Regions from separate parts of the Mus musculus genome. Here all the other regions are linked to region 7. Evidence: chromatin loops called from intact Hi-C (ENCODE). Cell type or tissue: left cerebral cortex. All regions are shown on one strand. Links, peaks and the distances in the headings refer to the core of each region. The heading gives the core; the rest is flanking DNA. Region 1 overlaps Kdm3a (lysine (K)-specific demethylase 3A). Region 2 holds the start of Rnf103 (ring finger protein 103). Region 3 has its middle 13 kb from the start of Gm38827. Region 4 overlaps Reep1 (receptor accessory protein 1). Region 5 overlaps Krcc1 (lysine-rich coiled-coil 1). Region 6 holds the start of Gm30391 (a long non-coding RNA gene). Region 7 overlaps Reep1 (receptor accessory protein 1).

What was found. A loop is a pair of places that touch in the nucleus more often than their neighbours do. Peaks named below come from ENCODE experiments on the same cell type or tissue, not always from the same donor. Only the 100,000 strongest peaks of a DNase experiment are listed, where the experiment ranks them.
Region 1: it touches region 7 in a loop (4-fold over the local background); 18 of 42 quality-filtered maps call a loop at or near these places.
Region 2: a loop joins it to region 7, with 2.8 times the contacts of the local background. A loop is called at or near these places in 8 of 42 quality-filtered maps.
Region 3: it touches region 7 in a loop (8-fold over the local background); 24 of 42 quality-filtered maps call a loop at or near these places.
Region 4: a loop joins it to region 7, with 2.8 times the contacts of the local background. A loop is called at or near these places in 2 of 42 quality-filtered maps.
Region 5: a loop joins it to region 7, with 2.8 times the contacts of the local background. A loop is called at or near these places in 6 of 42 quality-filtered maps.
Region 6: it touches region 7 in a loop (4-fold over the local background); 27 of 42 quality-filtered maps call a loop at or near these places.

Annotation. Positions count from the first base shown.
Region 1 is chr6:71,607,984-71,612,590 of GRCm38, forward strand. It overlaps Kdm3a (lysine (K)-specific demethylase 3A), which reads right to left. Exons shown (of 27, transcript NM_001038695.3): 11 at 3,522-4,033. Among named protein-coding and RNA genes, the nearest start is that of Kdm3a, 23 kb to the right of the region's middle. In left cerebral cortex, for the core only: no CTCF peak of the experiment used is centred there; a DNase peak (open chromatin) is centred at 2,197; H3K27ac peaks cover 1,735 bases.
Region 2 is chr6:71,491,449-71,496,055 of GRCm38, forward strand. It overlaps Rnf103 (ring finger protein 103), which reads left to right and starts at 2,429. Exons shown (of 4, transcript NM_009543.3): 1 at 2,429-3,440. The coding sequence starts at 3,215. In left cerebral cortex, for the core only: a CTCF peak has its summit at 2,651; DNase peaks (open chromatin) are centred at 2,469 and 3,304; H3K4me3 peaks cover 2,281 bases; H3K27ac peaks cover 1,987 bases.
Region 3 is chr6:71,164,687-71,169,293 of GRCm38, forward strand. No RefSeq gene overlaps it. Among named protein-coding and RNA genes, the nearest start is that of Gm38827, 13 kb to the left of the region's middle. In left cerebral cortex, for the core only: a CTCF peak has its summit at 2,258 (motif pointing right); a DNase peak (open chromatin) is centred at 2,280.
Region 4 is chr6:71,743,216-71,747,822 of GRCm38, forward strand. All of the region lies in intron 1 of Reep1 (receptor accessory protein 1), which reads left to right. Among named protein-coding and RNA genes, the nearest start is that of Reep1, 38 kb to the left of the region's middle. In left cerebral cortex, for the core only: no CTCF peak of the experiment used is centred there; DNase peaks (open chromatin) are centred at 1,934, 2,875, 3,349 and 3,810; H3K27ac peaks cover 1,814 bases.
Region 5 is chr6:71,277,329-71,281,935 of GRCm38, forward strand. All of the region lies in intron 1 of Krcc1 (lysine-rich coiled-coil 1), which reads left to right. Among named protein-coding and RNA genes, the nearest start is that of Krcc1, 8.0 kb to the left of the region's middle. In left cerebral cortex, for the core only: a CTCF peak has its summit at 2,431 (motif pointing right); no DNase peak of the experiment used is centred there.
Region 6 is chr6:71,147,677-71,152,283 of GRCm38, forward strand. Gm30391 (a long non-coding RNA gene) reads left to right here and starts at 913. Exons shown (of 3, transcript XR_377755.1): 1 at 913-994. In left cerebral cortex, for the core only: a CTCF peak has its summit at 2,086 (motif pointing right); a DNase peak (open chromatin) is centred at 2,099.
Region 7 is chr6:71,801,758-71,806,364 of GRCm38, forward strand. All of the region lies in intron 6 of Reep1 (receptor accessory protein 1), which reads left to right. Among named protein-coding and RNA genes, the nearest start is that of Mrpl35, 20 kb to the right of the region's middle. In left cerebral cortex, for the core only: a CTCF peak has its summit at 2,531 (motif pointing left); a DNase peak (open chromatin) is centred at 2,483; H3K27ac peaks cover 2,289 bases.

The DNA.
Region 1 (4,607 bases), core at 154-4,153, 190 kb before region 7:
TCCATCTGCATGCTCAAAAAACTAGTTAAAATATTTTTCATAAAACAACCTTATCAAAAGCTATTCAAAATAAGAACCTAATTGTTTTCCTCCTAGTCCACAAAGTAAAAGCTATTTTATAAATGCCTTCCCGAGGGATCACCTGCCTTACCCTTGGTGCATGTGCAACCTCCTTTTATAGGATTAAGAGCACTGGTTAAAAACAAAACCCTAGCCGGGCGTGGTGGCACACGCCTTTAATCCCAGCACTTGGGAGGCAGAGGCAGGCGGATTTCTGAGTTTGAGGCCAGCCTGGTTCACAAAGTGAGTTCCAGGACAGCCAGGGCTATACAGAGAAACCCTGTCTCAAAAAACAAACAAAAAAACAAAAAAACAAAACCCTAAGTAAACTCAGGTTCTATGTTGTGTCAATGGTAATTGGCATAAGAATTATAAAAGGGAATGTTAATGTAGTTTCTAAAGGAAAAGGTAGAACTGTCACAGCAACAAAGAGAATCAGTTACTGTGGTCACCCAAATAACGCAGGAGAACATCCATACCCCAAGAGACTTCGGAAGTGTCTCACAGAAAAAGACCTTCCCTAGGGGTCCAGAAGGAGTTGGGGTATATGAGTTCTTAGACAAAAATAAACTCAAAACAAAAGCACACTATAAAGTGCTAAACAATGCTGTCAGTCCTCACTCCAATGAACATTTATATTATGAGTGAAAGAGAGCAAAAGAGGGAAAAATTGTAGTATGTAACAGTTTAACTAATATTTATACTAATTAAAACACAGGTGTCTTTAAGATTAAAAACATGATAGTTCATCGAGATAACTTTCTTAACTATATACAAAATATCTAATTACAAGCCTGATGCTACAACTACAACTAAGCTGCTAGCTCTTTAGAAATCTTCCTATCTGTGTCATTCTATGGAGTCAGTCTTTCTCTTAAGTTCCTTCAAACCTGAGAGGCCTCCTTAGCTCTTTCCTAGCAGACTGCTTCACCTTGTGCCCCGACCAATGGCTGTTTCTTACCAGGAGCTCCTTCCATGATGTTCTTCCAGTCCCCCCAAAACATAGAGGGAGAGCCAAGGCCAGAAAGATCTCAAAGGTCCAACTGTTACAAAAGAAGTCTCTAGCTCCTCCCCTACACCCTTGGCAGGCTGGACTGAGTCACCTTTATGGTGGGGTGGGGGGTGGGTGAGAGAGGGGGCTCTAAGCCAAGGCAGTAGGGGCCAAACCATTTCACCTATAAGGAGGGGCAGCTCCAGGCCATCCAGCAAATTTTTGCCTCCAGTCATAAAGACCAGAACTCTCCCTAAGTTCCCCCAAGCAATTTGCCTTAAAATAGGCAGGAAATTTCCATTCTTTAGCATTCTTTTCTATGAAGACTTTTAGAGGCACACCCAAATTGCTTCTCTCTGGGACACACCCAACTGTATCAGACTAACTAAGCTTTTTATATTTTACAATTAGGTTTTCTACATACAATAATCAAATATCCTGTAACACAAAAAAATAGAAGCAGTGATACAATTTTAATTACTCAGATACTGAAAGACACCATCTTTTTAGAGTTGGCCAGGTATCCACATATTATATATAGGTGGGTGAAATCCAAAGCTTATTTTATTTGACCTGGCTTAAAAGGACAGGTCATTACATTAAACTGTCCAAATGGAGCTTAATAAGGACAGCAATCTCTTAGGTAGAGAGAAGAGAAAAAGCGCCAAAGCACATTTCTGGGTTTTTTTTTTTTTTTTTTGTCTTTTTTGTTTTGGTTTTTAGAGACAGCCCTGGCTGTCTTGGAACTCACTCTGTAGACCAGGCTGGCTTCGAACTCAGAAATCCACCTGCCTCTGCCTCCCAAGTGCCGGGATTAAAGGCGTGCGCCACCACTGCCCGGTGCCAAAGCACATTTCTGAGGTGCCAAACTGAACACAAAGACAGGTACTTGATTGTAGGTGGCTTTTGCCTTTGCAGCCCCTAAGCAAAGCAAGGGAACAGAATCCTTTTCCAGAGTCTTTCTGTTTCCACAGGTAACTGCAGTGGGCACAACGCAGCGATCCTAGTTGGCTGCTGACCCCATTCTAGTCCAGATAAGTAAGGGGCAGCTGCACTGCAGAGATAAAGCTCAACTCCGCAGCCTACTCAGGTACCTGCCACGTGTTTACTCAACTAGGATTTTCACTGCCTCTTCACAGAAACTAAAATGACTTGCTTCAAAAACGAGCTGTGAGGACTGATGACTCAAAAAGCATAAATAGAACAGATACGTGGTTATGAATATTCACTTTCTCTTGGGAATTACATAACTCCTAAGAAACTATGTATTTTACGTAATTAACTTTATGCAAACTAACTGCTCTATCTAACCTGAACCTCAAGAATGACAAAGCTGGGTTGGAAGAATCCCTAGGCAAAGGATTTCTCTATTTTAACCAACACTAGACAAAAAAGATTCACCAGTCAACCTAACCATTCTGCCTTCTGCTGTCAGAAGCCTCTCACATTAGTGTGGGTCTGGTTGTGCTGTCATGCATCTCAGCACACCTAGAGCTCAAAGGACAACAAGGGAATCAGTCTCCCACCAACATGTGGCTTCTGGGTCATCAGGCTTGGCAGCAGACATCTTTACCCAACTGAGCCACCTCGCTGACACTGTAGTTGTTTTGCTTTTTTCTGAATGGAGTTTGTTGTTCATTTCAAGGGTTTAAATAACTTTATAAAATCCACACTGACGTTTTTAAGTAGTAACAAGTCAGGTGTCAAAGGTTACCTTCCTGTAAGAGCTCTGGACCTTCTGACGTGCTGCGGTCCTTTTGATCTTCTAATCATAGTAGCAGCACTTCTGATTACGATGCCCTTATTAGAATGGACATCTACTGACAGTATACGGTGAATAATCCTTACCCAAAATGCTTATGACTAGTGCTGGCAATTTGCTGGCTTGGGGCTTGACTACTGCATATACTTAATTGAGATGGCTTGGGATGGGACCCAAGACCAAACACAATTCACATGTTTCTTAGTGTGCCTACACGGCTAGTACAACTCTACCACTTGAAGTCAGAGTCCACTTTTCCACTTGGGGTATCTTGTTGGTGGCTCAAACAGTTTCTGAATTTAAAACAGTTATGAACTTTTGGATTAGGAAAGTTCAACTTGGAAGTAGGAACCATGGTGTACCATCTTCTCTGCACTAAGAGCACTTAGGTTGAAAACTGAGTACGCCAAGGCCTAACCTTACAAACTGCTCAGTGTTGAACACAGGGGGTAGGGATGACACAACATAACGACATATACTTGAACTACCTGTGTGAGAGCACAGGTACAAAGACAGCAACAATATGAAGACAAAGAAATCACCAAAAAAAAGATTTAACCCATTTTAAGTCAGAGTATGGAGTCCCTGCAGCATTAAAATGTTAATAAAAATGTATACCAGCCCGCAGGGGGAAATTTCTAGTCATTCTCATATTTTTATCACAGGGAAGAAACATATCATTTACCAATTGAGATGTGAAACACTTACGAGTCTGGGTTTTATTACTGCTTCTTGTACAACAGCTTTCATTATCTACTTTTACTGAAGTTTCCTTTAAATTCTGTGACTGGGAACCTAAATGTGAAGGTTCGACCTTCTTTTCTGCACAACTATTAAGGCTAGTGACACCTGCTTTCACTTCTGGCTTATCTGAAAGGTCATCGGATGTGGAAGCTGCATGTTCTAGATGCTTCTGCAGTTCAGGAGTGGTGGCAATGTCCAGTTCTGCCTTAGAGGAAGTCTTTGCAGGCAAGCACTCCTTTGGAAGGCCAGTGACTGGCTGTGGAGCAGACTCCAGTCTGCTCTCCTGATCAGTGTTTGTTTTAGGCTGGATACAGCTACCTTTGGGCTCACTCAGAATTTTCAAGTCTCCAGCTCCAACCTGAGAAGATTTTGAAGAAAGTAATCCTTCTTTGCAGACATCTGGTTTTGTTCTCGGTACTTCAGGTTTTGTGTTTAGACAGGAAGAAAGTTCTTCTGGTAAGTTCTGCTTATGACATCTGAAAAACAGTAGGAAAAGTAGCATCTAGATCTCTCTTATTTCTTATCACCCTAAAAACGGTACAGGTTGTTGGTATGGCAATCAGCCAGAAAAAAGAAAATTGTTGTGATAGAAAATTTTGGAAAGGTTTCTGTGAGCTGGGGTTGAGAAAAGTATCTTACACACTCAGAAAAATGCAATCCTACACGTTCCCTGCATGCTCAGGACCCCTGCTTCTTACTGCATAATGAACAGTGCCTTTTGCTCAAACATTATCATATGGAACCAGGACATATATACAGCAGCTAGAAAATTCAGTTATTTTTAATGTATCAAATTAAAAGTCTACACAAGGCCAATTATTTAATGTCTTCTTTTTCTACTTCAGAAAAAAAGTTTCTTATATAACAAAACCAAAAATTATTTAAATTTGAAAGAGAAAACTAGTATTCTTGCTTACCAATACTTGAAAACTCAATCTCATGGCAGGCACATATATCAACATAAAGCTTTAAGTATATATCAGAAATATTATGTATATGAGAAATAGAAATCTCCTCAAATATGAAACATAAATTTAACATTACAAACCA
Region 2 (4,607 bases), core at 262-4,261, 310 kb before region 7:
TAATCACCTTCCAAACGCTGACACCACTGCATACACTAGCAAGATTTTATCGAAAGGACCCAGATGTAGCTGTCTCTTGTGAGACTATGCCGGGGCCTAGCAAACACAGAAGTGGATGCTCACAGTCAGCTATTGGATGGATCACAGGGCTCCCAATTGAGGAGCTAAAGAAAGTACCCAAGGAGCTAAAGGGATCTGCAACCCTATAGGTGGAACAACATTATGAACTAACCAGTACCCCGGAGCTCTTGACTCTAGCTGCATATGTATCAAAAGATGGCCTAGTCGGCCATCACTGGAAAGAGAGGCCCATTGGACACACAAACTGTATATGCCCCAGTACAGGGGAACGCCAGGGCCAAAAAAATGGGAATGGGTGGGTAGGGAAGTGGGGGGGAGGGTATGGGGGACTTTCGGGATAGCATTGGAAATGTAATTGAGGAAAATATGTAATAAAAAATATTTTAAAAATTGTTTCTTAATATCTCTCTCCCCCTCTCCCTCCCCCTCCCCCTCCCCCTCCCCCTCCCCCTCTCCCTCTCCCTCTCCCTCTCCCTCTCCCTCTCCCTCTCCCTCCCTCCCTCCCTTCCTCCCTCTCTCTCCTCTTCCCTCTCATGATTTGATTTTTTTAACTTTTAAACTCTAGCCTGTCTGGCTCCATCCTCAGCTCATCCACCCAGCTTTCCCTACCTGTTCTTCTTTTCTGTTATTGCCTCTGTGTATTGACAGAGTCTATTATTACTAAAATGCATTCCTTCGAGGCAAGGCATATCATTTATGTGTTTAGACTTGACTAGCAATGCCACCATATAACAGTGCTATACTGTGAAATCAAGAATGCTGAAATTACAGAGCCAAGTCTGTCAGCAGGAACAGTTTAATACAGTCTCCACGTGGTCTGCTGCCCTGGAAAACCACCACACTGTTCTGTAAGTCTGAAGCTGTACATTCCTGCCCACCCTGCTCCTAGGCTTCTTCCTTCCTAGCTCCTCCACTAGCTGTACACCGAGATGCCTTTGTTAACTGCGTTATAAAGGGGTACTATCCTTTGTCTACATTTTATGATCCATTCTTTGTTTTCCATGGCTCATTTGCTCCCTGATTGAGGGTCACACTCTCTCCCTAAAAATTTCACCCCTGGTTTAGGGTTGTTCATGCTTTTCCTTGCTGGCTAACATTTCACCTGGAATTCCTACTTGTTTTCCTGATCAAGAAGACTCACACACACGCACACATGCACACACACGCGCGTACACACACACACACACACACACACACACACACAGAAACAGAGAGAGAGAGACAGAGTGGGGGAGAAAGACAGAGAGAGGGAGAAAGACAGAGAGAGAGAGAGAGAGAGAGAGAGAGAGAGAGAGAGAGAGAGAACATGACCCTGCTAGAGTTAAATAAACACGGAACCAGGTACCATACGCTTGCCTGTCAAACTCATTTTATATGAGTTCTTCTGGCTGGCTAAAACACACAGACCTTTGCACCTGGACCTAACCACACCTAACAACTTTTGTCCTGACAACTCAGACCTTCATTGTCTACTTTTTAACCCTCTAGGAGACTAGCCACAACTGGATCACATACTAAAATTCTTTTTGGCCATACCTCCTCCAACACACATGTGAAAATCGCATTCTAAAGCAAAGGTAGAAAAACATCTGTTTTCAGAGTTTCACCTCAAGCACCTCAAGCCAGCTGTGCCACCCCTCCCCCCCACCCCACCCCGAACAAAAAACTAAACAAAAGAAAAACCCAAAAGCATCCGCGGTTGACAGGGACTGGACTTAAAACACAGATTCTGATTTTTACAGATCTTGATGATTTGGGTGGGTGTGGTGGTGCACGGTTTTTTTTTTTTTTTTTTTTTTTTTTTTGGGTTTTCGAGACAGGGTTTCTCTGTGTAGCCCTGGCTGTCCTGGAACTCACTCTGTAGACCAAGCTGGCCTCGAACTCAGAAATCCGCCTGCCTCTGCCTCCCGAGTGCTGGGATTAAAGGCGTGCGCCACCACGCCCGGCGGTGCACGGTTTTAATCCCAGCACTTCCATGCCTGGCAGGCAATCTCTGAATTCTGAGGCCCGCTTGGTGTTCAGAGCGGTTCCAGGCGGGCCAGGACTATTTAATAAGGCAGTGTCTCAAAACAAAACAAAAACCACAAACAAAAACGAACATCTTTTAGCAGCCTTTATTTTTCACGCTCAGCACAAAGGTGCACAGTGTCGCAGGGTCCAATGTCCAATCCTGGGACTGAAATCAGTGACTAAACATCAGCGCATCAGAGGGCTGGGACCGCGAGAGCACAGTAACTCGGAAGGTTTACCCAGCCCAGCCTCCCGCAGCCCCTCTCTCCCCTTGCACCCCGCGGCTTCTAACCCCGCCCCTGCCGAGACCCCGCCCCGATGCCGACGTCAGTTGTTATGTCTTGACTGGGGCCGCGGCTACAGCGGGTCCAGTGCTCTGGGGGCGACGGCCGCGGCCTGCAGAGGCGGCAGGGACGGTGGCCGCGGTTGGCGCGGCGCGTCCGCACGGGGCTGGGCACCGCGCGGCTACGCAGCTGACAGGAAGCCGCCCGGGAGAGCCGCGTTGGGGCCTAGCGTTATTTGCTTTTTCCTCTTTTTTTCCTCCCTTCACGACTGTCGTCTCGCGCTCCTCCTCAGCGGGAGCCGCCGCGACGCCCCCTCGCGGGCCGCGGGGCCTGATAGGCGCCGCCCGCGGGAACCTGGAGCTGCCGCCAGGCCTGGGCGGCCGCCGGGGCCTGAAGCCTGGGCGTTCGGCGCGGCGCTGCGGCGGTCACTCCAACCCGCGCTGGGCGCGCCGGGCCCCGGGCCTGGCCCAGCCGAGTACCGCGCCCTCTGGACCACTCAGTCCGGCCCCAACCGCCCTCCGCTGGCCCGCAGTCCCTCGGAGCTGCCTCCCGGTCACCCCAGGTGGGCTCTTGCCCTCTTCCAGCCGTCCGCAGCTCGATGGGTGGGGTGCGTTTGAACGTCCCCCCTTCTCCCTTTCTCAGCTCCTGACCGCAAGGCCAGAGCCGGGGCTCTCAGTCGCACGCACGCCGCGATCCACCTGCCTCCCCGCGGGGATGGCCCGCCGGTGACCGCCGCGCGCCCTCGCTGCCCTCGCCCAGGCTGCGCTCTGTCGCCCCGCACTCGATCCCCTTCCCTTGTCCACGGCGTCCCGGCTCCTGGCGACGCCAAGAGGGCGAAGATGTGGCTGAAGCTGTTTTTCTTGCTCCTGTATTTCCTGGTCCTGTTCGTCCTGGCCAGGTTTTTTGAGGCCATTGTGTGGTACGAGACTGGCATCTTTGCTACTCAGCTGGTGGATCCGGTGGCATTGAGCTTCAAGAAGCTGAAGACCATTCTGGAGTGTCGAGGGCTGGGCTACTCCGGGCTGCCGGAGAAGAAAGATGTTCGGGAGCTGGTGGAGAAGTCAGGCAAGTGCTGGGCTCCTGGAGGTCGCCTCCACTGTCCTGGCTCTTACCCACTCCCCAGAATTAGGCGGTCCCCAGAATGGTTAAACAGACTGCTCCAGAGAGCTGCCCAGGTCATCTTTGTCTACGTTTTCTAAATAAATATGTAAATCTCGGTTTGGAAAAGACAACTGTTAGGTGTATTGGTGTGTTCCAAAGGCTCTTTGGAAATGACAGTTTGAAAGTGTAGCTTTAAAAAAAAATCATTAAATTGAATCATTTGTCCCAGAATTCAGGAACGTCAGTTGAAATTGATTATAGAGAAAGGAAAAATTACAAAACATAGTCTGTAAATAGCAGCATCTGCATCCACAATAAAAACAAGCTACCAGGAGGGTAAAACATCATTAAAATAATAACAAAAGGCACGTGGACCTAAAGATTTACGTGTAAATTATGCATTTAATTATAGGTAAGGTGTACACAGTGCAATATTGCTTTTTATACTTTAGTGAACATTTTGTGTGGCTGTTGGCCTTGTTTAGAGTAAATATTTTCTTGCAGATTATACATTTTATTTTTGAATCTTGACTTACCTTTCTTGTCATGTGTCACAGGCATCTCTGCGTCACTTAATGGGTTGAGGAAAAGACTTGAAATAGTGCTGAAAGAATATTTAATGTAGCCGTTGATTTGGGGTAGGATTGGGTGGGGAAATACAGTTAACTTTAAAGTGTCTCCTTGTTTAGATAGTTTTCCTGAAAGAGGAATGTAAATTAAGAAAGGCCTTCTGAGGTGATGTAGGAAGCATTGGAAACTTATGATTATCTTGTTTTGTCCTTTCAAGTATATCATCAGCGGGGCCTTTTAGAAGACCATTTTTTCCCCCTTGGGTAGTACTATCTAGACAAATAGTGTGATAGGCAAGATGACAACGTTTATCAGTCTGACACTTACATACTTATAGCATAAGGGTTACAGAACTCATCTCGCCAGTGAGATAGAAGGAAGGAGTCCTTTGCGTAAGGGATACATTTTTCAAGTGGTTATTATTATTGCTCTTGTTTGCACCAGGTTTATGCTGCCATTGGTTGTTGGGGCTGGGGGGTGGGGTGGGGTGGGGGGAGTGGGTTAGCAATCTCATACAGTTATTTGATCACACAGGCTTTCCCCTTGGAGCTTTATGTTAGA
Region 3 (4,607 bases), core at 419-4,418, 640 kb before region 7:
GGCCACTAGGGCCACCTCCTCCTCTTTGCTGAGGCAAGGGGCGGGGCCAGCTTTCCTGCCTGAGGCCAGCTTTCCTGCCTGGGGCAGCTGGTAAGGGGTAGACTGCCTCTTCTTCACTCCGGCCATGAGGAAAAGCTTCCAGATGCCTCCACCAACAAGGTCAGCTCTACCTGGATGCCAGGGCGAGGTGCATGGCCTGCTCTCACTATCGAAATAATGATACTTTTATTGTAGAGATCCCCAACTTATCACATGCTGAAAGCTTCTAGAAAGAGGACCTAGGTTTGGGATCTGGATAAACAGAGTCAGAGAATATAAGCCCAAGGGGAGGTATTAGCCTTCCGCCCTACCCCCGCTTGCCTGAAGCAACTGCTTCGTGTGCACAGAGCAGCCTCTCAAGAACAACCTATACCAACTATGTCTCTTAGCCTCATTCCAAGAGCACACACATTAAGCTGTACTTAAATTTCTCTTAACTTTTAAAAGTGCTTTTGCCCAATACCCTGGTTTGAGTTGTTAAATAGAATGTAAGCAGTGACAGTCTGAAGTTTATAAAATGTTGGACTATGTTAGAATCACAGGGTAGGTTGGACTCTCCCCCCTGACACACATCCTGCTGACATTAGCATGACATAAGAAATGTTGCTGGGGTCTCAGTTCCAAGTGTTCTTTTTCCTTCTTTCTTTCTTCCTTTCTTTCTTCCTTCCTTCCTTCCTTCCTTCCTTCCTTCCTTTCTTTCTTTCTTTCTTTCTTTCTTTCTTTCTTTCTTTCTTTCTTTCTTTCTTTCTTTCTTTCTTTCTTTCTTTCTGGGGTGTTTTTGTTGTTTTTGTTTGTTTGTTTGTTTCAAGACAGGGTTTCTCTGTGTAGCCCAAGCTGTCCTGGAACTCACTTTGTAGAACAGGCTGGCCTCGAACTCAGAAATCTTCCTGCCTCTGCCTCCCAAGTGCTGGGATTAAAGGCGTGCGCCACCACCGCCCGGCTCTTATTTCTTATTATCAGGCCATCTCCCCCATTCCTTTTACAGGGAAAGCTGACGGCGAGGACACCAGTATGATGGTCTGGAATGGCCAGTGTGACCATGGCTGTGAGATGTTTTGGCAGAAGTCAGCAAAGAAAGCAAAAGAGGCTGACAAAGGAAAGACTTCAGGTGAAAACAAGAGGGGCCCAAGTATGGAAGGCCTGCCCAAAGCTGATGTCTTTTTAACCAGTTACAGCCAAGGCAGGCCTGTGAGGAAAGGAAGCCTCCTGCTTAAGAAATCTTGATTCTGAATGTGGCTAATTCAATGCAAGGTGTTGAAAGATCCTCGCAGAATGTAAAAGGACACAGAAGCCCTGAAATTGGCAAGATAGACGTCAGTGTTAGCAGAACTAGCTTCACTGATTTAGAAAAATAGAGGTGCACAATGCTCTGGCCACTCCTTGAACCTGTGTGTCTGCCAATGTTCTGACCAGGTGTGTGCCCATTGCTGCACCTTCATTAGACTCTTTCCTTGTACCCCTCCCATACCCATTTCTTGAGAATAGACATTGTTTAGATCTGGAAATCCCCTAATCTCCCCCTTCTCCTTTCCCCCCTGAGGGCCTATAAAAACTGGGAACTCTTTTCTCTCGAGGTCGACTCCTCTGCCCCTGCGTGGGATATGAGTCGTCCCCAGAGCTCTGGCTTTCCCCGAATAAAGCCTCATGTGGTTTGCAACAAGCTCGGTCTGTCGTGAGTTCTTGGGTGTCCGCTATTGTCCTGAGGCCTGAGCGAGGGGCTCCTCTCGGAGTCTTTCAGTGTTAGTTTTGATCTTGTTCTGGTTATGTCAAGACGAAAAAGACAAAGTGGAGTCACTGACCAGACGTATTAGTGTTCCTCTTGCTTTAGAAATCAGTAAGGTTGCTGGACTTACAGGTAATGAATGGGAGATTAAAATAGCAGAAGAGACTTGGAGGTGTAGTTCAGTGGGTAGAGTTCTTGTCTAGTGTACATGGAACCCGGCATATCATAGACTGGGTGTGCTGGGGCACACCTGTAATGCACACTCTGGAGGTGGAGAACTAGAAGCTCAAGATCATTCTTGGCTATGCAGAAGAGTTTGAAGAAGGTTGGGGCACATGGGACCCTGACTGACTGCCTTAGCTCTTAGCACAAGCACATCCTACCAAACGTAGTGTCACGTGTAGTGTGCTCTTTTCTGTAGCTTGATACTGACATCTGGAATGTACCTTCTTGTTTTGTGTTCTGAAATAAATGGAAGTGGTTACATTTACTGACACTAGATGGCATCACATAGCCAATTATGCTGGCAACAGGTGTTTCATGGCCAGCCTGGGAACTGGTTTTGGTGAGTCAATTGGAGATGATGAAATTCGTGTAGAACTGTGTAGTCGTTCTCAAAATAGTGCCTGAGATAAACCCAGCAGAGAAGAAACAGAAAAAAACTTCAAAGTGTACTAGAAATTTTATTGGCTATGACATCCCAAAACGCTTGAATTATTTAAAACTGAACACAACATTGTAGTAGATAAAGATTAAGTTTCTTGTCACCAGAATACCATCTCTGTCTCTGCAAAGTGACCAGACAGCCGTCTGTCTGCACACAGAGACTGAGACAGTATCACTCTGGAGTCCAACCCAACCTGGTCTGACCTTAGACTCTATAGTGCTGAACTTACAGTTAAATGCCAGCACGAACCCTGTGTGTGTGTGTGTGTGTGTGTGTGTGTGTGTGTGTACACATGTGTGTGGTATGTGTGTGTGTGTGTAGTGTGCGTGTGTGTGTGTGTCTGTGTGTGTGTCATAAAATGTGTGTGGGAGCCAAAGGAGGACTCATGGAAATCAGGTATTTTCTCCACCAGTGGATCCTGGGATCCCACTCAGGTTGTCAAGCTGGGCAGCAAATGCCTGTACCCAGTGAACCACCTCGCCAATCCTGAAAGCCACTGAATTCCAGTCTTTCTTGGGGACTTTCTTTGCTTTGTAGTTCAATGAGTGAAGATTTGCTACTAAAGAGTGATCCATTGTTGCCCCCCAAAAATGAAGTACAAAAAAATTACAAAGATGCTGTTTAAAAGCATTCGATTGTTCCTGGGGCTGGAGAGAGACAATGGCTCAGTGGGAAAAGTGCTTGCTCTGCCAGCAGGAAAGCCCTGAGTTCAGATCCCCAGCACAGCATAAAAGCTGAGTGTAGTGGCTTATTTCTGTAACCTTAGTGCTGGACAGGCAGACAAGGAAAGTCCAGGAGTGCACAGCCAGCCAGTCTGGCCAAAAGTGGGAGCTCCAGATTTACTGAGAGATCCTGTCTCAAAAGAAGTAAATGGAGAGTGGTGAGAAGCACACTTGTCACCAGCTCTGGTCTCCATATGTGCACACTTACGCACGCGCACACACACACACACACACACACACTGCAGATGTAGGCATGCACACATCTGTGTAAACACAAACGTAATAACTAATGTTGAATTGCAAATATATTTCAGTGGAATAGGAAGCAATAGGGAAATTAGGAAGCTGCATAATTAATTCCCAGGAAGAGGTGACAGGAGCCATGACCTCAGTCATGGCCCTTGTGAATATTTTCTAGCTTACATAAACAATCCTGAGAGAACATTTATGGTCATAACAGTAAGAATGTTTGTGGGTAAAGAGGACACTGTGACCGTTGGTTCCAGGAGCTGCAGATTGCCACTTGACCTTCAGAGAGCCCCCGGGGTCTTCCCCCCTCCCTTGGAGCTTCCTCTTGCTTATGCTTATATTGCCACTCCTGAATAAAGTTTTCAGAGCTTGATCAGTATGATTGACTTGCTCTCATTCTTCCTGTCTCTTTCCCTTGCCCTGGCGCTGATTATCCCTGCAGGGTGGGGCAAGGAGGAAAGCACCACTGCTGACTATCCACTTCTGACTGACTATCCACTGCTGACTGTCCACTGGTGACTGACTATCCACTGCTGACTGACTGTCCACTGCTGACTGACTATCCACTGCTGACTGTCCACTGCTGACTGACTATCCACTGCTGACTGTCCACTGCTGACTGACTATCCACTGCTGACTGTCCACTGCTGACTATCCACTGCTGACTGACTATCCACTGCTGACTGTCCACTGCTGACTGACTATCCACTGCTGACTGACTATCCACTGCTGACTGACTATCCACTGCTGACTGTCCACTGCTGACTGACTATCCACTGCTGACTGACTATCCACTGCTGACTGTCCACTGCTGACTGACTATCCACTGCTGACTGTCCACTGGTGACTGACTATCCACTGCTGACTGACTGTCCACTGCTGACTGACTATCCACTGCTGACTGTCCACTGGTGACTGACTATCCACTGCTGACTGACTGTCCACTGCTGACTGACTATCCACTGCTGACTGACTATCCACTGCTGACTGTCCACTGCTGACTGACTATCCACTGCTGACTGTCCACTGCTGACTATCCACTGCTGACTGACTATCCACTGCTGACTGTCCACTGGTGACTATCCACTGCTGACTGACTATCCACTGCTGACTGTCCACTGCTGACTGACTATCCACTGCTGACTGTCCACTGGTGACTATCCACTGCTGACTGACTATACACTGCTGACTGTCCACTGCTGACTAT
Region 4 (4,607 bases), core at 198-4,197, 59 kb before region 7:
GGCATGCCAAACACTTCTCACGTTGGTTATGTGCACTCAGGATGCTCACCTCCCCTTCTGTCTGCCTAGAATGACTTGCTGTGGTGGAAGAGCACCCGGCAGAAGATGTGGGCTGGCTGTCGAGTAGATGCTAACCACAGGCTTACAATTGGTTACAACAAGTTTGCAGCGAATTCCTTCCTAATGGCCATGTGCTAACGGTTCATGAGGAGAACTTCCCCTGTCATCCATGATGGTCCCACTCTGGTCACCTCTCTGCCCTTCTGCAAGATCCCACATGAACCCGACTATTCTTGGGAAGATACATTCTTCCTTAGTCTACTTACACTCAGAGATTCATGAGCTATATTTTCTGGGGCCTAAATTTTTCTTTTCAATGTACATGTGTATGACTCCTGTGTGTGTGTGTGTGTGTGTGTGTGTCTGTGTGTGTGTGTCTGTGTGTGTCTGTGTGTGTCTGTGTGTGTGTGTGTCTGTGTGTGTCTGTGTGTGTCTGTGTGTCTGTGTGTGTGTTAAGGCATTAACATTTGTTGTTGTTTGTTTATTTGTTTGTTTGGTGGCAGTACTAGATATTGAAACTAGAGCTTCACCCATGGTAAGCAGTTGCTCTACCACTGAGCTATATTTCCATCCCTAGGTCAGAAACATTTTGGTGAACATACTGCTGAGACCTGCTCCTAGACCCCGTGCTGCTGGAGCTGAAGTCTCCTGCTTATCCTTGTTCCTTTACCTTTGAAAAATGGAGTGTAATTTGTGCATAGTGGAATGAACCTTATTTTTTTTTAAATTTCCCTGTATAGTTCCATGAGCTTCAACAAATGCATACAGTCATTAAGCTGCCATGCACTATAAAGAAAGAGAAAGTATTTGACTTCCAAAAGACAACTTTAGCCCAGTCCGTTCCCAGTCTTTGGCACATTGTATGATTTCCATTTTGGTGTCTTTGCCTTTTCAGTATGAAAACACATTAGAAATTGACCTATACCATGTGGTCTTCTGAGCTGGCTTCTTCCATGCTGCCTGGTATGTTTGTATCTCATCCACACTGCATGTTGCCTGTCCATGCCCAGCACTGGCAGTGCCGATAGCTGAGCACTCAGAGAGCTCAGAGCCTAGGGATGGAGAAGGCACTCGAACCATTGCTCTAGGTCTTTAGATGGGTTTGCCTCACTGCTAACCCAGCCTGAGACTTCACTCTTTTGGAAGTATCAAATGGGATTGGAAAGAGCATTTTGAAGTCAGGCAGATTGTTTGAAGCCAGCTCACCCACTTAGCATCGAATGACCTTGTGTTGACCATGATAGAGTGAGGACTGGCTTGTCTGATGGATGAATGAATATGTGAGTGATGAATAACCTACTGAAGTCTTAGTTGCCTTCTGTGTTAGAAGCTCCTTTACACGACTGCTGTATCATTGTCTGGTATCACCTGTGGTGGACATCCGTAAGGTTTGTCTTGTTCCATGGCTGTCCTTGAAAGTCAGTCCTTCAGACTGGCTTGTGCTGAGGATGCAGACCTCAAAGGTGGTTAGACCTGAGCACCTGCTGCGTGTCATGCATATGCTATGAAGACCAGATAAATGCAGAGCAGATAAATACTCAGGAAGCCCCACAGGCATCTGCTGGCTTGAAGCTCACAAGTCCAGTTTAGAGAGCTCCCTGAACGTTCTCCCTCCCCTTCCTTAGTGATACAGAAAAGATTCGATGGGTTCTTCCCTTTCCCCAAACGTGTACCAATCGGGGGCTCTAGAAGAAGTCCCCTGGAGTAAAGAAGCACGGTCCTTTTAGCAGATGACCCCTTTCCTCCCAACCAGGAGTCATCTCTGACTCTCGCATCTGAGAAGGGAAATGGGCTGGGATCTAGGTAGCCACAGAGCTGTCACTCAAAAAGAATGTGTTCTTTTCTTCAAAGTAGACCCAAGAGTGTGTGGTGACTCATCATGTTGGCAATCCCAGCATCCAAGTGGCCAAGATAGGAGCACTGCTGTGAATCCACAGCCACTGTGGGCTGCAGCCTGAGACCCTGACCAAAACGCTAAGCAAACAGAAACAGGACTGTCGGGACTCACCATGCTGACTTTTATTAATCAGTTATTTACATAATTATCTGTTTGCTGGTTGTTTTCCCTGCCAGGAGACCCAGGGCACACAGTAATTGCTTATTTTTTCTTATATATATATGTAATATATATATAAGCATTATGTATTTGTACAGGTATGTGTGTGTGTTTGTGTGTGCATGTGTGTGTGTGTGTCACTCGCACATGTAGTACACGCATGCCATAGTGCTTTTGTGGAGGTCAGAGGATAACTTTGCCAAGTCAGTTCTCTCCTTCCTGCACTGTGTACCATGGGCTACCTGGCCCTGTGCTTCTAGCCCATCTCTCAGGAGGAGTGCTGGGACTGCACACACGCACCACCATATCCAGCCTTGTGTGTGGGTTCCAGGGATGGAGCTCAAGTTGTCATGCTTAGATGACAAGCACTTTTACCCACTGCACCATTTCCCCAACCATTTCCCAATAAGTACTTGGTTGTTGAATGAAAAGGGTTTGTGGTTTAAAAAAAAACCAAACAAACTGGCATTTGAAGTTACTATTTCTGAGAGGAAATAAATAGAGAAAGAAACTAGCAATTGTGAGTCATACGCAATTTGTTTTTGATATTAAGTCTTTTCCTACAGCCTCCTTCTTTAGCTTACAGCGGCTCTTGTACGTCGTTGTTCTTGCCCATTGTAGTCAAGGAAACAGATGCAAAACAGTGAAGAGCCTCGTTCCCAGTCTCATAGCTAGTGGAGCTGGATTCAAACTTAGGTCTGATGTCCAAGCCTAGCTTCTTTCTACCCACAAACAAGTAAGCGTCTTAAAAATGGAACTCCCTACAATTTAGATTTCAAAACAAAAATGGAAAAAAAAAAGATTCAGAAACTTGAGCAGGAGTTGCGTGGGTTAGATCAGAGTTTAACAGAGCTAATTAAGAATTCACACAACTGTCAGTTTCCTACTTACATCAGATTTCTGGGTCTTCTGTTATCCTAAATTGGATTGAGAGCATTTCCATAATCCAATTTAGATGTGTGTTTTCTTCTTTTTTCTTTTCTTTTCTTTAGACACAATGCAATAAAACCCTCTGTTCTCAGAGAGGCTAGATAGGCTTTGGAGTTGAGTCCTGGGTTTCAGTGTTACAGGGCTGGGGGAGGGTCTTAGCAGCTCCCCCTCACTCTGAAACTCCAGTTTTCCTTTGTACGTGGGAAAGGAACCCCAGCAATGTTAGCATCTTAGAGGTTGTCACCTGGATCAAAGGAGCAGATGGTAGAACATGGTGTGTGACAGGGCTAGCCTAGGGAGAAGTGTGTGTCCATTAGTCAGTGAAGAACTGCAGAGAACAGTAACAGGAACTTGGAACAGTTTGGGAAGGAGGGCTGCTTGCAGGCTGGCAGAAGCACACACCAAGGTAAGAAAGAAGGACATGTCCTCTTTCTGTTCTGCCAAGATTGGCTCAGGCTGAGAAAGCCTGACCTGCTTGGGTGACCCTCCATGTGCTTAGGGCCTGTAGTCATACCTCTGTGCAGTGCCAGGAAATCGATATTTAACATGGGGCCAAAGAAGACTTGTGTTAGACAAGATAGCTAAAAGATAGGTGGCCACATTCTCTCTGATTTTTTTAAAGATTTGCTTGCGCACGCGCACACTCGTGTGTGTGTGTGTGTGTGTGTGTGTGTGTGTGTGTGTGCCTGCCTAAGTATGTGTGCACCAGATAAATGCATGTGCCAGAGGAAGCCAGAAGAGGATGTCAGACGCCCTCAAACTAGTTACAGATTGTCAACCACCTGGTATGGGTGTTGGAGACCAAACCTATATCCTGTTCAAGAGCAGCCAGCACTCTTAACCAATGAGCTAGCTCTCCAGCCCCACTCTCTCCCTCCTTTACTTCTATGCCTTCCACTCAGGGACCGTTTGCAGGCACCGAGCTACACAGTATCAGGAGGGCGGAGTATCATGGTGTGAGGAGACAGGCAGTGGACTCATACTGCTGGGCTGGAGCTTGGCGCCCTGTCTAAGTGTGAAACTAAATGATCTAAATTCACTAAACTTTAGTTTCTTCACCTGTCTTCAGAGAAAACCAGTAATGATACCTGACTTCGATGAAGACTAGAAATTATGTTTGTTGGTAACTTTGCCATTTCTCCTGTGTAGTAAACATTCAGCAGATGAATATCTAGAGACCCAGATACGCAGGGCGCAAGGGCTGCTGTTTTCCTGTTTCTTCCCCCAGCCTATTGGAAGGCCTTCATGGGTTAGTAGAACCTGGAGGGTTGGGACCACGGCAACGGAGGCCCAGGTGGCTTTCTGTGCCATGGGAACCTGAAGCTCTGTGCTCAGAGTGAGCAACTCCACCCCGCAGAAGTTTCTGGTGCTGCTAGTGAGCGAGGGCATTCCCCGTGGAGGGGTGGGAAAGGCCAGAGTCTCACAGAAGCATCCTCCTAATGTATCTGAGACTCTCGGAACTCAGCGGGCCTTGAAGATGCACCATAGTTTTTGTGAGTCTTTGCTTTGTTACACCTGGGCTCTCTGACATCACCATATCCTGATTATCTCAGCATGGAAG
Region 5 (4,607 bases), core at 170-4,169, 520 kb before region 7:
GTATTTTTTTTTTTTGAGATTGTTCACTACCAAAAAATGCCTAGGTTCAGTGTCTTAGTCCATATTTCAATATTGTGACCCAGATCACTTCCATCATCAGTTCTCAGGAACCTTCTCATTTACAGAGATATTTTCTGGACCACAGAAAAATGTTAAGTTGAGGTGTGATGTCACACATCTATAATTCCAGGTACTTATGAGGCTGAGGGAAAGAGGATTACAAATTTGAGGCTATAAGGCCTGAGAGATGGCCACTTCTAAGTCCAAGAGCCTGAATTCAATCTCTGTGACCCAATAGTAGAAGGAGAAAGAACTGACTCTAGTTAGTTACCCCTGACTTCCACATGCCTCCTCTGGCACATACACCAGATACATACACAATAAACAAACTTTTTTAAGCTTGAAAGATTACCATATTAAATATTAAGCTTACTAGATGTTTTCCTATTATAATGGGGTTTCTTATGAGCAAAATGCTGTAACTATAGCCTTGTAAGCAGTTTTAAAATTCGAGGTGGTGTTTGAAATGGTATTGCTAAATGAAGATTGAAAATACAACCTCCAGTGTTTTTAATTTTCTCTGTAGATATCAGGAATGAATGCAGACAGGTTTTTTTAAAAGGCATCTGTGGAGTGCTGCTGTTTAATAAAAGATTTTTTTAAATTATGAGATAGGCTGGAAATAAGAGACTATCTTTTGCAAGCTTTGAAATATAGCAGATAAATTTCATCCATGCCATTTTGTTTAATTGTTTTAAGAACCCTTTGTGGTTGGTGGTATTGCCCTTTTAGTGCGTGAAGATGTGGGCTCAGAAAAGAAATAATAAGCTGACATATTTGGGGAAATAGGTTTCTAACTCTGAAACTCATTTCTGCCCCCTCCCCCCACCTCTTAGACTGAATTCACACAGCAACGTAAGTCCCTAGTAATTTAGCTACCATGTTCATACAGTAACTAGAAGAGACATTCAGGAAATGATAAATCTGTATCAAAAGGAGTTTTTGTTTGTTTGTTTTGCATCAGTGGCATTTACTGCAGTAAAAGTGATATACAGTAGTTTTACCTTCGACAACCCTTTATAAAGAGGCTTCAGTTCACTGTGAACTGTCTAGTGGTCTTGCCTCTAGATCATAGATGAAGATACTGACCTGAGTAGTTGTGACTCTCAGCTAGACATAAGTGTGGGCAGGTAGGTATTCCAGTACCTTAAGTCTGAGGTCCTGTTCAGTGTTCATTCTTTAATATGGTGTGGCTTCCATTCTGTATCTTTCCTGTATACTGGTGTCATGGAGAGAGGGGGTAGGTAGCCATTAATAATACTATCAATACATAATCATCTTTTCTACTCTCGTCTCTTAATGTTCAGAGACCTGGAGAAACTTGATCTCTTTAGCTCTGCCATCTTGGATGCAAAAGTACTAAGTACATTTGTTTTAATGAGTCATAAAAGTCAGTTGTACTGTTTAGATCTCATCTAAGTAATTCCCACATACACGTGTGTGTGTGTGTGTGTGTGTGTGTGTGTAGGTTTATACCTGCCACAGCACTGAGTGAAGGTCAGGGGACAACTTGGAGTCAGTTCTCACCATTCATGTTGGTCCCAGTTATCAGACACAGGTCACTGGGCTTGGCCATAGGTGCCCTTTACCCACTAAACCATCTTACCAGCCACATCATCTAGTTTTATCCACTGGTAATTTGTTTGAAACTACATCTTGGTTTATATGTGATTGAGATTCAAGTACTCTAATTATAGTTATTCCTTGGCTTCCGATTGAGAGGACTTGGATTCAGATCTCAACTCTGCCATTAATCATTGGGCAAGTCACTTTGATCACTGTTTCTTAAACCCACAGAATGCCCTTTTTGCCATATTTGTGAGAATTAGATAAAAGAAGGCATCTGTGTTTATTCTAATTCTATAGAAAAGTATCAGGTAATCAAAATGTTATTTTGATATTTGAGCTTGTTGAAATTTTTTAGTTAGCTTTTACAAGATTGTAAAGTAATACTCAATTTAGAAAGAAAAAATAACTTCCAATAAAATTAAAAAAATAATTCATGACTATTCACAAAATGCTAACTTCTCTGTTTTCCCTGTATCAACATTTCAGTTATTACCATGTGGACAGTTTCACTTATTCAGAGATTATTTTCTGTTAGATCCTCTCTTACAAGGAGTTTGGAGGTTAAAAAAAAAAAAGCAAAGCTGTTAGCACATATTCATAATGTGAATAGAAAGGACCCGTGCATCTTTCTTTGTCTTTGCTCTGAGTCACTGGCTCACTTCCTCATGTTCTGTGATGGCTGAAATCCACCTATGGCATCATTCCAGCAACAGCAAAGTGATGTCATCTTGTAGCCCCACACATTTAAGCACTTTTTTTATTTTTAAAGATTGATTTATTTTATGTGTATGAGTACACCATTGCTCTCTTCAGAAACACCAGAAGAGGGCATCACATCCCATTACCAATTGCTGTGAGCCACCATGTGGTTGCTGGGAATTGAACTCATGACCCCTGGAAGAGCAGTCAGTGCTCTTAACCGCTGAACCATCTCTCCAGCCCACATTTAAGCACTTAAGGGTTGTTTTGTTTTTGTTTTACGTGAAGTTATTCACATAGCAATGTTTTGCCTAATAATGGCCAGAAACGTATATTTTAAAAGATTTTGTGTGTTTATGTGCCTTCATATGTTCAATCTAAGATCTACAACTAAGAAAAAAAAACAATATTTACCTAAGAGCCTGGCTTATTTCACTTGATCTCTAACAAACAACATAATTTCATCATTTTTTTAAGTGGCTGAATAAAATTCTGTTGTATAGTGTATACCACATTTTCTTTATCCATATGTTTGAATAACTTGATTCTGTAACCTAGCTATAATGAATAGTGCTATAATAAATTGTGTATGTTTACTTGAATGGTAAAGGTTTATACCCATAACTAGTAAAGCTGGGCTATGCAGTAGTTCTATTTTCAGATTGTTTGAGGAGCCTTCATACACATTTCCATAGTGTCTGGTCAATTTTATATTCCTATTGGTAGTGCATAACTCCCACACACCCAAAGTCCTTGGTAGCATGTATTGTTTTCTTAATGTTAGACATTCTGGCTGGGGTGGAACTCTCATTATAGTTACAGCTGTCTTGATTAATATATTATGGAAATGTGCTAGAGTACCTGCCTTTACGTGCGTTTGGGGGATCTGAACTCTGGGTCTTTGTAATTGTGTGACAAACAGACCCACTGAACCAACATCATAATTGGGGGGCCAAAGGGGGTACATGCCATGGTGTGAGCATGTGAAAGTTACAGAGAATTCAACAGGAATCAGTTCTCTTCTACCATGTGAGTTAATCAAACTCAGATCTTTATTATCAGGCATCTCACCATTGTTAGAATGCATTTAAAATTTTTACTAAAATTATATTTTGACCATGTTCTTCTTCCCTTTCCCCAACCTCTCCCAGATCTTCCCTTCCCTAACTACCCAACTTCATGTGTGCTCTCTCTCTCTCTTTTTCTTTCTCTTTCACACACACACACACACACACACACACACACACGAGACAAAAAAATGCCAAAACAGCATGACCTCTGTGTGTGTGTGTGTGTGTGTGTGTGTGTGTGTGTGTGTGTGTGTGTGTGTACTCCTGATTATAGGACTGCCCTGGAGTGTCGTTGATATGCTTAGTGACACTTAATTGGAGAAGACTAATTTTTTATTTTCCAGCAGGTATCAATTACACATAGCTTCTTGGTTAGGGATGAGGCTTTGTGTTAAGACCCTGTCTGGCTTGAAGCTATACAGATCTTGTACAGATCCACAGTCTGAATTCATAATGTGCATCAGTCCTGCTGTGTTTAGCAAACACTATTTCCTTGGAGTCATCCATCACTTCTGACTCTTACGATCTGTCTTCTCTTCTATATTGATCCCTGAGTTTAATGAAGGCATTTTATTTAGGGCTGAGTTCTTCAAAGATTGTCATGCTCTACACATTGTCCAGCTTTAGGTGTCTGTTGATACTCATCTACTATAAGAAGCAGCTTCTCTGAGGAGAGTAGAACAATGCACTGGTCTGAGAACCCAACCTACTGTGACCACTGTGGTGGTGGAGGGGGAGTCCCTAATTAGAGAGTGTTTCTGCAGGTCATTAGGTATCAAAAGGGAATGGAGATATACTAGAAGGAATGTTTGAAATGGGCAAGTGGCAGAATAGAATGAGGTAGATCCTAGGTTAGCATCAAGAGGTCCCTAGTGGATGGAAGTGGACTGGTAAGAGGGGCTCCTGCAAGACTATGTAAGACTGAGAAACCAGAAGGGAGAACACGAATCCATTCTTTAAAAAACTTTTTTGGGGGTGTTTAAAATACAATACTTATTGGGTGTAGTGGCATACACCTTTAATCCCAGCATTTGGGAGACAGAAGCAAATGGTCTTGGTGAGTTTGAAGCCAGCCTGGTCTACATAGTTCCAGGACAACCAGGGCTCTGTAGAGAGACCCTGTCTCAAAAAAGAAAACAACAAAAAACTAAGTTTTAGTGGCTGGCAAGATGGTTCAGTAGGTAAAGATGCTTGCCTCTGGAGCCTAAC
Region 6 (4,607 bases), core at 197-4,196, 650 kb before region 7:
TACAGACAAATGGGACCTCAAAAAACTGAAAAGCTTCTGTAAGGCAAAGGACACTGTCATCAGGACAAAACAGCAACCTACAGATTGGGAAAAGATCTTTACCAATCCTACACCCCATAGACGTCTAATATCCAAAATATACAAAAAACTCAAGAAGTTAGACTCCAGAGAACCAAATAACTCTATTTAAAAATGGAGTACAGAACTAAACCAATGCATCCTTATTGGCAACCACGCCCCAAACCGATCAGGTAAATTTAGATATAGCACCCCACAGGCTGTCAAAACTGATTTCAGTTCTGAGGTCACACACATAATTAAAAAAGAAAGCAAAACAAAAACTTTAATTGCATCAAGACAACAAAAGAGTATGGAAAGAAACCACAGGATTCAGAATAATTAAACAGGGCTAGAGCGATGGCTCAGTGGTTAAGAGCACTGACTGCTCTTCCAAACATCCTGAGTTCAAATCCCAGCAACCACATGGTGGCTCACAACCATCTGTAATGGGATCTGATGCCCTCTTCTGGTGTGTCTGAAGACACCTGTAGTGTACAATGTATATGAATATATTAAATAATTAAGTCTTTTAAAAAATTAAGCATATTTAAGTAGTGTATTTTGTTTGTATTCCCAAAGTGAATGGCAAACCTGTGCAGAACCCAGATCTTTCACATGGTGATTTGAGGAGGCTAGACATCTGCGTGACACCAAAGGGGAGGGGAAGCTGCTGTGACCAGGGTTCACTGCTTCTCTGTCTCTCATTTCTTGGACTCTTCTTTCAGTTTCTAATCAGCCATGGTAGTCTTGATTGCATTGTTCCCCAGTGTAGTTCCTAGGTGATGTCTGCAGTCTCAAAGGTCAAGGCAAACCCCTCCCCCTCCACTGCACAACGGGTGGCTTGGGGGCACTGCAGAACCAGAACCTGAACTTTCGGCATCAACAGTCGTCTCCTGCTCACACAGTTGAATCTGTAATTTCAGAACATCTCGAGGTAACTCCTGCAAACCCCGTTCATCTCCTGTACAAGCTAGGAAACCCCACCTGCCCTCCTTCTCCCAAACCCTCCCACAGAGAAAAAAACCACCACACTGAAATGTCATCACCCTTCGTCTCTGCATTTCCAGCAACCAGCTCAGGGGCTCAATTTTTGACTCTGTGTGAGTACACTCCCAGTTCCTGTTCACCCCAAGTTCCCTTATCCCCTCAATAGGACTGATCCCAGCACTCAGTAGTCAAAGGCTTAACTATCAGAGCCCAAGTGGCCCTGAGCACTTTCTCCAGTCTCACTTAGTAGAAACACTTCGCCCTCACCTGCTGTGATGATGGAGAATACCTTGACTTTCCTCCTTTTTAGAATAAGCCACTCCGTTTCTATTTGAGACAAGGTGACCCTCACTGAAGCTGGCCTTCACCCATTATGTAGACCTTGGACTCTGATTCTCCCACTTTCGCCTCCTGAGTTCTGGGATTAAAAGTGTTTGCCATTACACCTGGGTTATGCAGTGCTGTGGGTTGAACCCAGGGCCTCGTGCATACTAAGCAATTACTCTGTCTAATGAAGTATGTACCCAGACTGCCGCCTGTCTTTCCTAGGAGACATCAGATGTTCCTCTGCCTTAGCATACCCTCAAAGTCCTTACTTTGTCACCCTATGTCATGTGACACTAGAGACATGAACAGTTGTTTTGTTATTGTTGTTTTGTTTTTAGTTTTTAATTACATTTATTTATTTGTGTGTTTGTGTAAAAGCCTGCACACATGTACAACTCAGAGCACAACACTTAGAAGTGTTGGTGAAAGTCTCTCCTTCCACCAAGTTGGTTCCAGGGGTCAAACTCAGGTCATTAGGCGCTACCCACTGAGTCATCCCTCCAAGCCCTAACTACCTCGTTCCAGCTCATTGGAGTATGAGAAACAGGATAGAACAGGGAAAATGAGAAAATTACAAGTGGGACAAATAATCACACTGATCCCTGACTGGGGCTGTCTAGAGCTGCACTCTTCTCTCTCATGTGGTACTGACCGGCAGCCTGCAATACACCTTCTCTGCTGGCAAGAATGGAGGTGGCTACATTAACTGCCACCAGATGGCAGTACAAGGTCAAAGGTGCGTGGGACGGGTGTTCCTTGGCCAGCTCCAGTTTGGGGTTTTAGGTGGGGGAGTGCGGGGGATTGAGTGGGATCCTTTGGAGAATGGTGATGGGATTTTGTACATTAAAAAGAATTTTAATCTTCCATAGGGACTTAAAAATCAGAGAAGTTCTAATACTTTCCAAGAAGCAGGAGAATTAGCAGCAATGGACAACTTTTCCCTAAGAGCTCTCTTTCCTGTCTAGTCTCCTCTCTCCTAGCCAGGTCCCAGGCTTGCACTCATCAGTAATAATGCACTTCATGTTTTTCTTGCTCCCCAAATGTAGCATCTTTTATCACTTTTCCCTATTCCTCCACTGTTTGTTGCTAAGCAGCAATTGTGAATAAGCAACAGCCTATAAATTGTGATTAACATTCTTGTTCTCACCGGGTCGGTTGACCTTCCATATTTGACTAATGTAACAAGCAGAGCTCAGGGTCTCCTCTCCAGGGCTATCTATTCCTTGTATCTCCTTCTGATGAGACTAATGGGCTCATTTCTTATTAATCAGACCATTTCCCTTCACTTCATCCTCAGAGAAACCCTGTATGATAGAAACCTAGCAGGATTATCCAGAGTGAGCAACAGCTGGAGAACATAAGATGCCTATAGAGGCCTGCAAAACAAAAGGAGTGTGTGTGTGTGTGTGTGTGTGTGTGTGTGTGTGTGCGCGCACACACACACATGAGGAGAGGGGAGTTGTAACTAAGATACACTATATACACATATAAAATACTCAATAAAATACTTGCAAACCAAATACAAGAACACATCAAAAAGATCATCCACCATGATCAAATAGGCTTTATTTCAGAGATGCAGAGATTGTCCAATATATGAAAAAGAGAAAATGTAGTTCACCATATAAAATAACTGGGGAAAAAAAACCAAGATAATCTCATTAGATACAGAAAGGGTCTTTTAAAACATCCAACACTTTTTTTTAATAATAAAAAGTCTTGGAGAAATTAGGGACACAAAAGGCATACCTAAACATAATAAAGGCAATTTCAACCAAGCCTATAGCCAACATCAAATTAAATGGAGAGAAACTCAAAGTGATTCCACTAAAATCAGGGGCAAGACAAGCCTGTCCACTCTATATATATCTATTCAAGATAGTATTTGGAGTCCTAGCTCGAGCAATTGGACGACTATAGGAGACCAAGTGGATACAAATTGGAAAGGAAGTCAAAGTGTCGCTATTTGCATTCGGTCCCAGGCCCCCTGATTGTCTGCATACAGATAGTCTTAGGATGCAGATGAGCTGGGGAGTGGGTCAGATCAGTGCCTAGTCAGAGAGGTTATTTCTGGCAACCGATGGGAGTGGATGCAGAGACCCGCAGCCAAAGAGTAGGCAAAGAGAACCCAGGCTGGAGTTCTCTATCAGGTTCCTTCCTTGGAGCTCAGGAAACCCCACGTAAGGGAAGGGGGTGGAGTTGTGGGAGCCAGCAGGGTCGCACTGGGAGACCACAGCCCGTGTAATTAACTAAGCAGAGCTCGTGGCGATTCACAGAGACCAAGGAAGCAATCACGGCCTGCTTGGGTCTGCACTAGGTCCTCTGCCTGTGTTATCATTGTGTAGCTTGGTGTTTCGGGAGGACCCCTGACAATGGGAGTGGCGTGTCTCCATCTCTTTTGTCTGCTCTTGGAACACTTTACTCCCTCCTACTGGGTTGCTTTGCCCAGCCTTGATGTGAGGATTTGTGCCTGGCCTTATTGTATCTGTCTGTGTGTGCTCAGTTGAAGTCTCTGGAAGGCCTGCTCATTTTTATTTTTAAAAGCGGTGAGCAAAGTACTGGCTAGAAAACATTAAATGCCTAATAATTATTTGTAGTACGGGCAGAAAACCAAATTGGTTCTTATGTAAATGGTGAAGGAGATAGACTAGTGTGAGCCAGGACTGTGTGTGGAGGAATCCATGGTGTATAAATGTAGATGTGGTCTTTTCAGTTTATCACGGTACCTGTTGCTGTGTGTGTTAGGAACAGTGTGAGTGCAGATGAAGGTAGAGAACGGAGGGTGTGCTGACTAGTGTTATGTCTACTCCACACAAGTCGTTTTGGAAGAAGGAACTGTAAAAGTACTAGGCTTTTCTATGCTCACTCTGTCTCTGAAACAATGACACAGGAACCTGTGCCATTTATTAAAAAGCTTCAGGCACTAAGCAGGGCAGATTCTGATCTATTCTAACCCGACTAAGCTGGCCTGGCCTACTTCCCAGCCTACTTTTCAGCCATGTGTGGGTTACCTGCCATCTTGTCTTGCCTTGGTCTCCTTCTTCATTCATGGCTCATGGTGACTCCCAGGTCCCTGAAGGCTACTCTTTCCTTCCATCTGAGACTCTCTCTCTTTGGCTTTCTCTGGGCATGGAAGTCCTGACTGCCTTCTCCTGCCCAGCTATAGGCTGATCAGCTCTTTACTGACCAATCAGAATATGACAGAGAATGATGTTTTACAAAATATGGAGTCA
Region 7 (4,607 bases), core at 329-4,328:
CTCTAACAGGTTGTTCTTTTCTTCCTCCTTGGTGACTGCTGGGATCCTGGATGTAAGTGTTCAGACAGGCATGTCCCGTCAGCACATCTGCTGCCTTGCATCACTAATGTGTGCCGTGTGGGATGTATGCTAACCTGGGTGTCGTGCTGCACTGTGGGTGGGTGGCTCAGCGCCTAGGGCTGGCAGATCTGTTCAGGTCTTTAAAGGACTGAGACTACCCAGCCCCTCCTTTCTATCCTCCAGTGCTGAGCCGACACTAACACATGCAGGTGCCCGATTGTGGAAGACAACAGGGACCCCTGTCTTTAAGTAGAAACCATCGACCTTGACCCAACCATGACAGTTCAGTGAGCTCCAGGCTTGGGGTACCTTTGCTAAAGGGTTGGGAGGACCTCTTATGGGAGAGCATATATCCACACAAGTTCTCAGGGTCTTGGAGTCTTAGCCATTGGGCAGAGGACATATTAGATCACAAGTCTATGCAAATCTACAGATACACTCTGTAGTTTCCTGCCCAGTCACTTGTCCTTGATTATCAGATTAGTACCACTCCTCAGTGTGGACAAATCCAGTGTGACTTATTTCTTATTTACTCTGCTGCTTGTTCCAAAAAGTATATGTGTGTATGCACGTATGTATGAATGTATGTATGCATATGTGTATCTGTATGTGTGCATGCATGTGTGTGTGTGTGTGTGTGTGTGTGAGAAACAGTGAGCCAAAGTAAGAAAGTGAAAGTGGGAAGTGAGAAGAAAGGAAGATAGGATCAGGAGAAAATTGTAAATGCATGCTGCCTGGTCATTCCTCACACCCTGAAGAGGGAAATACAGTTAACCAGCGTCCATGGTGCATTGGCACTCAGAGGCATGGCTATCCCAAGAGTGAGGCAGATTATACAAACAAGGGACTAGGGACTTGGCTGAGTGGTAGAGCATCTGCCCGGCATGTGCAATGGCCTGGATTTGATTTCCATCATTCAGAAAAGTAAAGATAAGACAGTAAATACCGGGGCTTGAGAGATGGTTAAGAGAGTGGTTAAGAGCACTGACTGCTCTTCCAAAGATCCTGAGTTCAAATCCCAGCAACCACATGGTGGCTCACAACCATCCGTAATGAGATCTGATGCCCTCTTTTGGTGCGTCTGAAGACAGCTACAGATTACTTGGATACGATAATAAATAAATCTTAAAAAAAAAAAAAAAAGATAGTAAATACCAACAGCACACTTGGCAGACACACAGGACCATCCTAACAATTGGGGTGTTTTTAGGCAGGGTTCTGTGTCTCTCTTTCTGTCTCCCAGCCACCCACACTGGCCTCCTGTGCTCCCAGCCTCTGCCCAGATCAGGCCAGGCTTCTACTCCTGCCTAGATATCTGTAATGATCGCCACTCCTGGGAGTCACAGAACTACTTCTTTTCAAACTACGCTTCTTGTTCAAGGTTGCAGTGGGAAGCATGCACAAAGCCCTGTTAAGAGTTTCAGTGCCGAGATGGGCCCTGATTTTTGTTTCTTTCTTCGTTTTATTTTGCTTTTGTGTCTGAGACAGGGTCTCCACACTGGAGCCGAGACTAGCCTGGAACTCACTTTGTGGCCCAGGCTAACCCAAAGAAAATTTCTGCCTCCGTTTCCCAGAGTTAGGGGTACTGGCATGCATGCCCACCTATGAGGTGGTTATCATTGTGGTTAGTGTGTGGTTTAGATGCTCAGCCTCAGGACATTCTGGTGGGCAGACTGAGGAATTATATACCCAAGGATCCTGCGGTGTCTCTGGGTTATCATAACAACTGGCAGGGGAAAACTCTTCATTTAAGGGAACAGCACACACCTGTTCAGAGGTCTAAACTCAGCTAGGATGAACTCATCCTGAAGATGTAGGTTTTTGAGGGGTGGAGCTAGCCAGGATGCTTCTGCATTTTTACTTTGGCCTGAGAGCCTTGGGTCCTAACTAGGTCTGGACCTTATTCTTCTTTCCAGACAGGAGGAATCTGTGTCTAGAGGGATGTCCTGGTTAGTGAGAGCCATGCTCCAGTGTGGAGCAGAGCTGAACTGTCTAAAATGACAACAGGCTTCCATTGAGATCACTAGATGATCCGGACCAGCTGAGTGCCCAGGCCTTCCTCAGACACTCAGAGGACAAGGGATGAGCAGCCACAGCCCCACAACTCAGGATGTTTTCTGCTGAGACACTGTGGCCCACAAGAGAACCAGGGCATATGGCAGGAGCTGCAGGGTATAGATTCTAGGCATTATCTGGGGCTCAGGCAACTTTGGAAGACCAGAGTGTTCAAGAAAGGTGGCATTACTGCTCTCAAGTTCAACAAGCTGATTTAGGCAGGGAAGGACAAGAAAGCAACTATACTCGGAGTAAACAGTCTGCGAGAGGCACAAAGTGAAGAAAGAAAGAAAAAAAAATCAAGGCAAATTTATGATGTCAGGCTGACAAGGCTCACACAGCCTGAGCAGATGGCTCTCCACCCACGGCTCAGCCCTATAAGGCCGGCTGACAGCAGCTATGGGCTCATGCTGCCCTCTGCTGGCTGCTATGGAGCACTGGAAACTGGAAACACGAAACACTCTTAGTTGCAGCTTTTAGTTAATTCCACAAGGACTACTGTTACACAGCAACTAGCCCGTTCTGCGCCTGAATAGGATTTTAGAAGCAGTAGCAGGGTGTCCCAACAAGAGCTCAGGAGTCTGTATGTAGACGTCAGAGTGGTGGAATCGGATGAGTTGTGGACCCTCTAGCTCTATCTTCTGTAACTCTGGATGAAGACAACATACCAAGAATAGAACTATGTTCTGGATGAAGATAACAGACCAAGAATAGAACCATGTGTCCGTGGATTCGAGATAAACTGGGTATAGCAGAAAGTAATTTGCATTCTGCCTAAGCTAGGACATTCTGGCTCAATGACATGGCTGCATTCAATGGGCCAACTTAATTCTGGAGCTTTGCCTATAGCTCATTCAAGTTTCACTGAAGTAAGAATCTTGCTGTCGCATGGGGGTGGGGTGGGAGATACATTCAGATTTTGCATCTTTATGAGGGTCCTCTTCTATCTAGCACCAGGTATTTTGAAATGAAAAATCTGCATCCATTAGGTCTCTAGGCCTACATTTTACATACTGTCTCTTCCAGGATGCCTGGTGCTGCATAGACAAGGGTACTGCACTGTCAGCATCTCCTGTGTGTACGAGTTAGAAAGCATCACCCCTCGGAGGCACAGTTCTTGTCTTCAGAGAAGGCTATTTCTGTTGTCCACTCTTCCATTGTCCAGTCACAGATCTAAGAACAGGGCATGGCAAGTCTCAGAGTTAAGGAAGTGTCTTCTATCCTCCTGGGAGCTGTTCAATGGCTTCTGAGTCTGCAGTTGATTCTGTACACTCTGCTAAGGCTTCCACTTATACCTTCACTTTCCTGAGTCCCCCCTAAAGACAGTACGGCTTCTTCAGATAGGGGGCCCTGGCTGTCCTAACAGGTTTGTTGTGCTGTGTACCTAATCACCCTTCCTGCCATCCTTGCTCCCTTCCACACTGACCCCTTCTCGCTGTCCTTTGTCTCCTTTGTTAGATGGACATTAAGTGGTTGAGGGAGATGTGAATGAGGGTGGTGTGAAGTCATGGGAGCCCCACCAGGTCCGAAACCCACTGGCGTTTTCTGACGAGGAGGAGGAGGACCTGTTGGAGTTCATGTACAAGTATAAGGCACCGAGGAGGAGCGAGTTGCCCCTGGAGGTACATAGTGTCTGGGGGTGTGGGCTAGAACATGTGTTTGCACTAGAGATCTGGGGGTCCTGAGAATGACATTACTTGTGATACCCAACACTTTCTGAGTGCTTAGGGGAAAGAACGACTTCCCTCCAAACAGGTAGGACAAACCACCAGTTACCTGCCAAGATCTGTGTGTGTATGTGTGCGTGCGTGCGTGCGTGCGTGCGTGCGTGCGTGTGTGTGTGTGTGTGTGCAGCTACCCCATGGAGTCCATACCCCATGGAGTCCAGGACAGTAAGTGCCTCACCAGGTGAGTTATTCCTCCAGCTCCAGTTCTTTAGTTATCAGGAAACAATATACTTAGCACTGTGGCCAATTATGGATATAGACAGGGCTTTGGCAGCAGAAGGACCATGCCTGTGACTCGTGTTCTGTGACAAAGGTGGAGAGTTACTAGTCACAGGCTCAGGGAAAAGCCACTCAATTCCTTTCTGGTTCTTTATCTACTAAACCTGATGGCCTGCGGGTCCATTGTGAAAAAGTCATGATTCCGGTCACACACAAAATTAGAGACCCTGGTGAGAATCAGACAGGATGCTCAGAAACATTCCCCTTCATAAGCCTAGGCTCCTAGCATCCCTGTTCTCTCTGAGATGGAAGCTACAACCACCTCAGATGGAGGAGTTCCTCACATTCCTGGACAAGATGGATCATTTCATATTCTCTCATATATTCTTGCCCCCCCCAACCCTTCTCCAGTGTTGGGATCAAGCCAGGGCCACCCACATATGCTAGACAGACATTCTACCACTGGGCTATGTCTCCAACCGGTCAGTGTGGATTAGTTCTGGGTACTGGGTGAGTCCTATCTGACCTCAGGATCTGGGAAACCTC